Regions from separate parts of the Homo sapiens genome. Here region 2 is linked to region 1. Evidence: read pairs that join two places in POLR2A ChIA-PET (ENCODE). Cell type or tissue: GM12878. All regions are shown on one strand. Each heading gives the region's core, and the rest is flanking DNA. Links, peaks and the distances in the headings are about the cores only.

Region 1 (4,390 bases), core at 209-4,208:
TCTGATTCTCCACTTACCTAGCAAACTTCTGTTTGTAATCTGGGGAGGACAGGTGCTAAATAGTGAAAATGTTATCTGGACCACTTGATAACTCAGCGTCTCCTTCTCTTTTAATAAATTGAGAGGCTGCTCGTTAAAACCAAATCCTACAAACAAACTTGGGAAAAAAAATTTTTTTTAATTGTGGTAAAATACATATAATAATAGGTGTTTTTTTTGTTTGTTTGTTTGTTTTGTTTTTTTTTAGGAGATTCTCGTTCTGTCCCCAGGCTGGAGTGCAGTGCAGTGGCACGATCTCGGCTCACTGCAACCTCCGCCTCCTGGGTTCAAGTGATTCTCCTACCTCAGCCTCCCAAGTAGCTGGGACTATAGGCACGCACCTTAACCATTTTGATATATAGTTGAGTGGCATTAAGTATATTCACATTGTTATGCAACCAGCACTACCATTCATCTCTGAACTTTTATCTTTCCCAGCTGAAACTCTATACCCATTAAATACTAATTCCCAATTCCCCCTCCCTAACCCCTGGCAATCAGTGTTCAATTTTCTGCCCCTATGAAGTTGACTACTCTAGGAACTTCACATAAGAGGAAGCAAACAGCCAAGCGAGGTGGCTCATGCCTGTAATCCCAGCACTTTGGGAGGCTGAGGTGGGCGGATCTTCTGAGGTCAGGAGTTTGAGACCAGCCTGACCAACATGGAGAAACCCAGTCTCTACTGAAAATACAAAATTAGCCGGGCATGGTGGTGCACGCCTGTAATCCCAGCTACTTGGGAGGCTGAGGCAAGAGAATCGCTTGAACCCAGGAGGCGGAGGTTGCGGTGACCCTCCAGCTTGGGCAACATGTTATGAATGAAACTCCATCTCAAAAAATAAAAAAAAAAAAAGGAAGCAAACAGCAGTTGTCCTTTTGTGACTCTGTTATTTTGCTTAGCATAATGTCTTCAGGGTTCATCCATACTGTATCATGTGTCAGAATTTTTTTCTTTTTATTATTTATTTATTTGTTTTGAGACAGAGTCTCGCTCTGTTGCCAGGCTGGAGTGCAGTGGTGCGATCTCGGCTCACTGCAACCTCCGCCTCCCGGGTTCAAGCGATTCTCCTGCTTCAGCCTCCCAAGTAGCTGGGACTACAGGCGCGTGCTGCCACGCCCAGCTAATTTTTGTATTTTTTTAGTGGAGACGGGGTTTCACCATGTTGACCAGGATGGTTTCGATCTCCTGACCTCGTGATCTGCCTGCCTCGGCCTCCCAGAGTGCTGGGATTACAGGCGTGAGCCACCACACCTGGCCAGAATTTCTTTCTTTTTAAAGCTGAATAAGGCTGAGCATGGTGGCTAACACCTGTAATCCCAGCAGCTCAGGAGGCTGAGGCAGAAGGACTGCTTGAGGCCAGAAGTTGGAGACCTGGGCAATTTACTGAGATCCTGTCTCTACAAAAAATTAAAAACTAGCTGGGTGTGGTGACATGTGCCTGTAGTCCTAGCTATTCAGGAGGCTGGGTGGGAGGATCCCTTGTGCCTAGGAGTTCACGGTTGTGGTGAGCTATGATCATGCCACTGTGCATCAGCCTGAACTAGAGGGTAAGACCCCATCTCTTTAAAAAACAAAACAAAAGCTAGGCGCGGTGGCTCACGCTTGTAATCCCAGCACTTTGGGAGGCCAAGGCAGGCGGATCACGAGGTCAGGAGATCGAGACCATCCTGGCTAACACGGTGAAACCCCGTCTCTACTAAAAATGCAAAAACAAAATTAGCCAGGTGTGGTGGTGGGCGCCTGTAGTCCCAGCTACTCGGGAGGCTGAGGCAGGAGAATGGCATGAACCCGGGAGACGGAGCTTGCAGGGAGCCGAGATCGTGCCACTGCACTCCAGCCTGGGCGACAGAACGAGACCTCATCTCAAAAACACACACACACACACACACACAAAAACTGATTAATATTCCATTGTATGGATGTATTACATTTTGTTTATTCATCAGTTAATGGACACTTGTTATATCAGTTGGGGTTCTCCAGAGAAACAAAACCTATAGGATGTTTTGTAAATCTCTTTATACCAAGATATTTATTTTTTATTTTATTTATTTATTTTTTTTGAGACAGAGTCTTGCTCTGTCACCCAGGCTGGAGTACAGTGGCGCGATCTTGGCTCACTGCAAGCTCCGCCTCCCGGGTTCACGCCATTCTCCTGCCTCAGCCTCCCGAGTAGCTGGGACTACAGGCGCCCACCACCATGCCCAGCTAGTTTTTTTTGTATTTTTAGTAGAGATGGGGTTTCACCATGTTAGCCAGGATGGTCTTGATCTCCTGACCTCATGATCTGCCTGCCTCGGCCTCCCAAAGTGCTGGGATTACAGGTGTGAGCCACCACGCCCGGCCCTAAGAGATTTATTTTAAGGAATTGTTTCATGGGATTATGGATACCAACGAGATCTGCAGTCAGCAAGCCGGAGGCCCAGGAGAGCTGGTGGTGTGGTTTTATTCTACAGGCCATCAGGCCACCAGGCAGAAGGAGTTCCCTCTTCCTCACCGGAGGGTCACCCTTTTTCTTCTCTTCAGGCCTTCTGCTGATTGGATGATGCCCATCCACACTGGGGAGGGCCATCTGCTTTACTCAGTCCACCAGTTCAATGCTCATTTCACCCAGAAACCCTCACAGACACACCCAGAATAATGCTTGACCAAGTGTCTGGGCACTCAGGCCCAGTCCAGCTGGCATATACAATTAGCCATCACACTTAGGTTGCTTCCACCTTGTAGCTGTTGGGAATAATGCTACTGTGAACATGGGTGTCATAAACTTCGTTTTGCTAGGAAGCGTTTCCTTAGTCACCCCCAACTATGTTCTTTCCTTATTCTGCCTTTCATCATCTGACATTATTTGTCCTGAGTCTTTGTCCTTCTCCCTTTTCTACCCTCTCCCCCTACTGTGGTTCTGAGAAGAATTTAATGCAGTTTACTCAGTGCATTTGTTTTCAATGCATGTTGCTTTATAAATGTTCTCAGGTGGGTGGAGGGCATGGTGCATGGACCTTCTTTTTCCTGGGACCCTAGCCCCTTCTCCCTGGGCCTTGAGAAGGCTTTGTCTGGAAGTGCTCAGAGTGGCATCCCTCCCTCCCTTCCTCTTCCAAGGAGATCCTGCTGGGCTCCCATCTTTAGGGCTCCTTGTCCTTAGTTGTGTTCTGGGCTCGTGCATAGAGCTGCTCTGCTTCCATGATGATTCTCCTCCTAGTTCTCTGTTAGGACCTAACATGGTGGTCAGTCTAACAGTCTCCTAGTGACCACTGTATGATGGTGACTGCACTCTTGCCTCATTATTAGCTAAACTGGAATGCTAGCTGGCCATTTCCATCCTGTATCATTCCATACTTTGTCTTGAAATCCTAGATAAAAGACTTGAACCACCACCCTGCTCACAGCACCCATTATACAGATGAGAAAACTAAGGCTTGGCAAGGGGAGTCACATGATGCTAGGGGAGGACTTTCCCCCAGCACCACACAGCCTCTTTTGACCTTCAGGGAATGGGTTGAGAATATTGGTTGGTTCTGGCTGCCATTCTTGTATGGTTTTGTGTTCCCTTTTCCTTTTTTTTCTATTTTTACCTGGGCTGAAAAGTCGATGACATAGTTTTTTCAGACTTTGTCTCTGAGGCCAGTTAGAAGTATATTTTACCTTGCAACCCAATGGATACACACAACTGAAACACTGTCTACCCTTATTTTCTGTCATGTATTCTGATATTTTCTATTCTATTTTATTATACAGTAGTCCCCCCTTATCAGCAGGGGACATGTTCCAAGATCCCCAGTGGACGCCTGAAGCCACAGATAGTACTGAACCCTGTATATACTATGCGTGAATTTTTTTTCCTTCTTCACAATTTCACGGATAGAAGATTTGTTCTTACAGGAGATCTTAGCAACCTCAGCATGCAATTTATTTTCTTTGTAAGTCAAGAGCTTTCACCTTTTCACTTAAAGCTGGCCAGGTGCAGTGGCTCACACCTGTAATCCCAGCACTTTTGGGAGGCTGAGGCAGGTGGATCACTTGAGGTCAGGAGCTCGAGACCAGCCTGGCCAACATGATGAAACTGTCTCTACTAAAAATACAAAAATTAGCTGAGTGTGGTGGTGCATGCCTGAAGTCCCAGCTACTTGGGAGGCTGAGACAGGAGAATCACTTGAACCTGGGAGGTGGAGGTTGCAGTGAGCCGAGATTGCACCAGTGCACTCTAGCCTGGTGACAGAGCAAGACTCTGTCTCAAAAAAAGAAAGCACTTTATGGCTTCTCTTTGGCATATCTGAATTGCCAACATCACTACTCTTGCTCTGTGGAGTCATAATGAAGTCAAATATGGGTTACTTGAATACAAGCACTGTG
Region 2 (4,390 bases), core at 87-4,086, 89 kb before region 1:
TCAGAGATGGTGGTGATGTCTTAGACTACAGTGTTTTATTAGTTTTATATTGCTGATATAACAAATTACAGTCTATTTGCATAAAACAACAGAAATTTATTATCTTCACAGTTCTGGAGGTCAGAATCCCAAAATCAATTTCACTGGGCTGGCTGGGCTCGGTGGCTCATGCCTGTAATCCCAACACTTTGGGAGGCCAAGGCAGGCAGATCACGAGGTCAGGAGTTCGAGACCAGCCTGGCCAATATGGTGACATCCCTTCTCTACCAAAAATAGAAAAATTAGCCAGGCATGGTGGCTCACGCCTGCAGTCCCAGCTACTCAGGAAATTGAGGCAGAAGAATCGCTTGAACCTAGGAGGCGGAGGTTGCAGTGAGCCGAGATGGTGCCACTGCACTCCAGCCTGGGTGACAGAGTAAGACTCCATCTTAAAAAAAAAAAAAAAAAAAAATCCACAGGGCTAGAATTAAAATGTTAGTATGACTGCATTCCTTCTGTAGGCTTTAGGGGAGAATCCGTTTCCTTGACTTTCCCAGCCTATAGAGGCCGCTACATTGCTGCCTCATTGCCTCTTCCCCAGTTGTCAAAGCCAGCAGCATATCATCCTGTCTCCGTCTAGCCTTGGTTTCCATGCTTCCATGTTACCATCTCCTCTCTCTGTGACTCTGATCCTCCTGCCTCCCTCTTGTAAGGACCTGTGGGATTACACTGAGCTCACCTGGATAATCCAGGATAACCTCACATCTCAAGATATTTAATTTAATCATATCTGTAAAGTTGCTTTTATCATGAGAGGTAACATAGTCACAAATAGATTCACAAGGAGACTGGGATGTAGACATGTTTGGAGCGTCATTATTTAGTCTATTACAAGTAGGAACAAGTAGAACAGCCGAGCTAGAGAAGAATGCAGGTGGCCAGGCACAATGGCTCACGCCTGTAATTCCAGCACTTTGGGAGGCCCAGGTGGGCAGATCACCTGAGGTCAGGAGTTCGAGACCAGCCTTCTCAACATGGCAAAACCCCACTCTACAAAAAACACAAAAATTACCCAGGTGTGGTGGCACACACCTGTAATTCCAGCTACTCGGGAGGCTGAAGCAGGAGAATCAATAGAACCCAGGGGTGGGAGGTTGCAGTGAGCCAAGATCGCACCCCTGCACTCCACCCTGGGTGACAGAATGAGACTCCATCTAAAAAAAAAAAAAAAAAAAAAAAAAACAAAAACGCCAGGCGCGATGGGTCATGCCTGTAATCCAAGCACTTTGGGAGGCCAAGGTGGGTGGATCACCTGGGGTCAGGAGTTCGAGACCAGCCTGGCCAACATGGTGAAACCACGTCTCTACCAAAAACACAAAAAATTAGCCAGCCATGGTTGTGGGTGCCTGTAATCCCAGCTATTCCGGAGGCTGAGGCAGGAGAATTGCTTGAACCCAGGAGGCAGAGGTTGCAGTGAGCCAAGATCACACCACTGCACTCCAGCCTGGGCAAGAGGAGCAAAACTTAGTCTTGGAGGGAAAAAAAACAGAAAGAAAAGAGAAAAATCCCACTGAGAAAGGGGCGAGTTTAGGGGAAAAAAAATGAGTTTATTTTTAAAACTCTTAAAAGAAAGTAACAAAGTACAGCCCCATGTCCTCACAGACATCATGTTCCAGTATTGGGATGAACATGTTTCATTTAAGGTGCTTAACTGATATTTAAGAGTATGCGTTTCGAAGCCTGGCGCGGGGGCTCACGCCTGTAACCCCAGCACTTTGGGAGGCCAAGGTGGGCGGATCACGAGGTCAGGAGATCGAGACCATCATGGTGAACACGGTGAAACCCCGTCTCTACTAAAAATACAAAAAAATTAGCCAGGCGTGGTGGCGGGTGCCTGTAGTCCCAGCTACTCAGGAAGCTGAGGCATGAGAATGGCATGAGCCTGGGGGGCAGAGCTTGCAGTGAGCCGAGACCGCACCACTGCACTCCTGCCTGGCTGACAGAGGAGACACCCTCTCAAAAAAAAAAAAAAAAAAAAAAAAGGAAGAGGCAAGCTCTTCATCTGACAGCAAGAGGAGAAAGAAGGTGTGGAAGGTTTAAGAAAGGAGAGACTGTGTGAAATAGTCATTTTGGAGCATGAAAAAGTAAACATATTTGGGCAATAGTGAAGCAATGCTAGACAGAAAGCATGTTTTACATTGATTGGCACAAACTTGTGCACCTTTTTTCTTCAGCAACATTCAGCTGCTTGGGTGCAGGTTTGGTGGAATCCCATCGGTGAGTTTAACTAGGCTGTAGTTTGGTGATTACGACCAGGGATTACCATGAACCAGGCACTGCGCCGACTACTTTGGAAAATGCAAGAAATAATGCAACATGATCCCTACCCTCAAAAAATGCACAATCTTGGCCGGGTGTGATGGCTCACGCCTCTACTCCCAGAACTTTGGGAGGCAGAGGCGGGCGGATCACTTGAATTTAGGAGTTCAAGGCTAGCCTGGCCAACATGGTGAAACCCCGTCTCTACAAAAAATACAAAAATTAGCTGGGCCTGGTGGTGCGCACCTGTAATCCCAGCTACTCAGGAGGCTGAGGCACTAGAATCCCTTGAACCCAACAGGCGGAGGTTGCAGTGAGCCGAGATGGTGTCAGTGCACTCCAACCTGGACCACAGAGCGAGACCAAAAAAAAAGTAAAAAATTGGTAGTGAGAAGGAAGAAAATGAACAGGCAATCACAGGTAAAAGACTTTTCTGGCCGGGCCAGGTGGCTCACGCCTGTAATCCCAGCACTTTGGGAGGCCGACGCGCGCGGATCACCTGAGGTCGGGAGTTCGAGACCAGCCTGACCAACAGGGAGAACCCTCGTCTCTACTAAAAATACAAAATTAGCCGGGGTGGTGGCGCATGCCTGTAATCCCAGCTACTCGGGAGGCTGAGGCAGGAGAATCGCGTGAACCCGGGAGGCGGAGGTTGTGGTGAGCCGAGATCACGCCATTGCATTCCAGCCTGGGCAACAAGTGGGAAACTCCGTCTCAAAAAAAAAAAAAAAAGAAGAATACTTTCCTAATGGAAACCTGTTGATGTTTGAAGGAGCCAGGGGAAGAGGAAGTGATTGAAGATGCTGGAGAAAATGGAGACAACGGAGACACACCTGGCCCGGAAGCAGAGATGGTCTTGGGAAGGACAAGGGAAGTACTTCCTCTTGTGTGCAAAGCACGGGGCTGAGGATTCACTGCAGCTCACGTTGCAGGCACAGAGGCTAAAAAATTGACTTGAAGCATTCCCAAATGCAGCCGGACGCGGTGGCTCACGGCTGTAATCCCAACACTTTGGGAGGCGGAGGTGGGCAGATCCTGAGGTCAGGAGTTCGAGACCAGCCTGACCAACATGGTGAAACCCACGTCACTACTAAAAATATAAAAATTAGCCCGGTGTGGTGGCGGGTTCCTGTAGTCCCAGCTACTCGGGAGGCTGAGGCAGGAGAATGGCGTGAACCCGGGAGGCGGAGCTTGCAGTGAGCCAAGATGGCGCCACTGCACTGCAGCCTGGGCAACAGAGCGAGACTCCATCTCAAAAAAATAATAAAAATAAATAATAAAATAAGAGAATTCCCAGATGCCAGAGGTAAAAAAGGCTGTAGTGGAAAAAAAAGGGGGCGCTATAGTGATGGAAAAGAGGGATCCCACTGCACATCCGTACAAGACCCTCAAGCCAGAATCAGAGAGGACTTAGACTTCTCTTTTCTCTCCCACCACTTTACTTGGGTCCAGATCACTCTAAATAGTTTATCATAGACACCAAACTATTCTGAATCACTGCAGGCAATGTCTGATCAGAAAACACTACATTTAAGACGCAGTCTTCCTTTTTTTGGTAGAGGGGGTATAGCTCAGGGGTAGAGCATTTGACTGCAGATCAAGAAGTCCCCGGTTCAAATCCGGGTGCCCCCTCACAGCCACCGTTTTAACACAGTGACGGGCAAGAAAGATAAAGCTCTCGGAGCATTCTGTGGTGGATACTGGGAAAATAATAAACTACGTATTACCCCCTTTTCACCTTCATAGACTTCACCTTCTACAAAGTATATCAACATACAAACTGGTAAGTTATAGGAGGATGTGTTATCTGCAACTTTGGAGTGTTCTCTGAATCCCTGGTAGTTGTAAGTGTGATGTGGGGATCCTGGGTGTCCTTTAGGCCCTTTCTGCGTGCAAGAAAGGATTTTTTTTTTTAAGGTAGTCTCGCTCTGTCGCCCAAGCTGGAATGCAATGGCTTGATCTCAGCTCACTGCAAACTCTGCCTCCCAGGTTCAACTGATTCTTCTGCCTCAGTCTCCCGAGTAGCTGGGATTACAGGCATGCGGCACCTCACTCGGCTAATTTTTGTATTTTTAGTAGAAACAGGGTTTCT

Evidence for each region. Peaks named below come from ENCODE experiments on the same cell type or tissue, not always from the same donor. Only the 100,000 strongest peaks of a DNase experiment are listed, where the experiment ranks them.
Region 2: POLR2A ChIA-PET joins it to region 1 with 12 read pairs; 10 of 35 experiments call an interaction of 5 or more read pairs at or near these places.

What each region holds. Positions count from the first base shown.
Region 1 is chr17:38,772,483-38,776,872 of GRCh38, reverse strand. All of the region lies in intron 7 of PIP4K2B (phosphatidylinositol-5-phosphate 4-kinase type 2 beta), which reads left to right. Among named protein-coding and RNA genes, the nearest start is that of PSMB3, 22 kb to the right of the region's middle. In GM12878, for the core only: no CTCF peak of the experiment used is centred there; no DNase peak of the experiment used is centred there.
Region 2 is chr17:38,861,224-38,865,613 of GRCh38, reverse strand. It overlaps TRC-GCA14-1 (tRNA-Cys (anticodon GCA) 14-1), which reads left to right and starts at 3,859; the gene lies at 3,859-3,930. RefSeq lists an enhancer at 1,635-1,714. In GM12878, for the core only: a CTCF peak has its summit at 544; a DNase peak (open chromatin) is centred at 1,961; H3K4me3 peaks cover 425 bases; H3K27ac peaks cover 810 bases.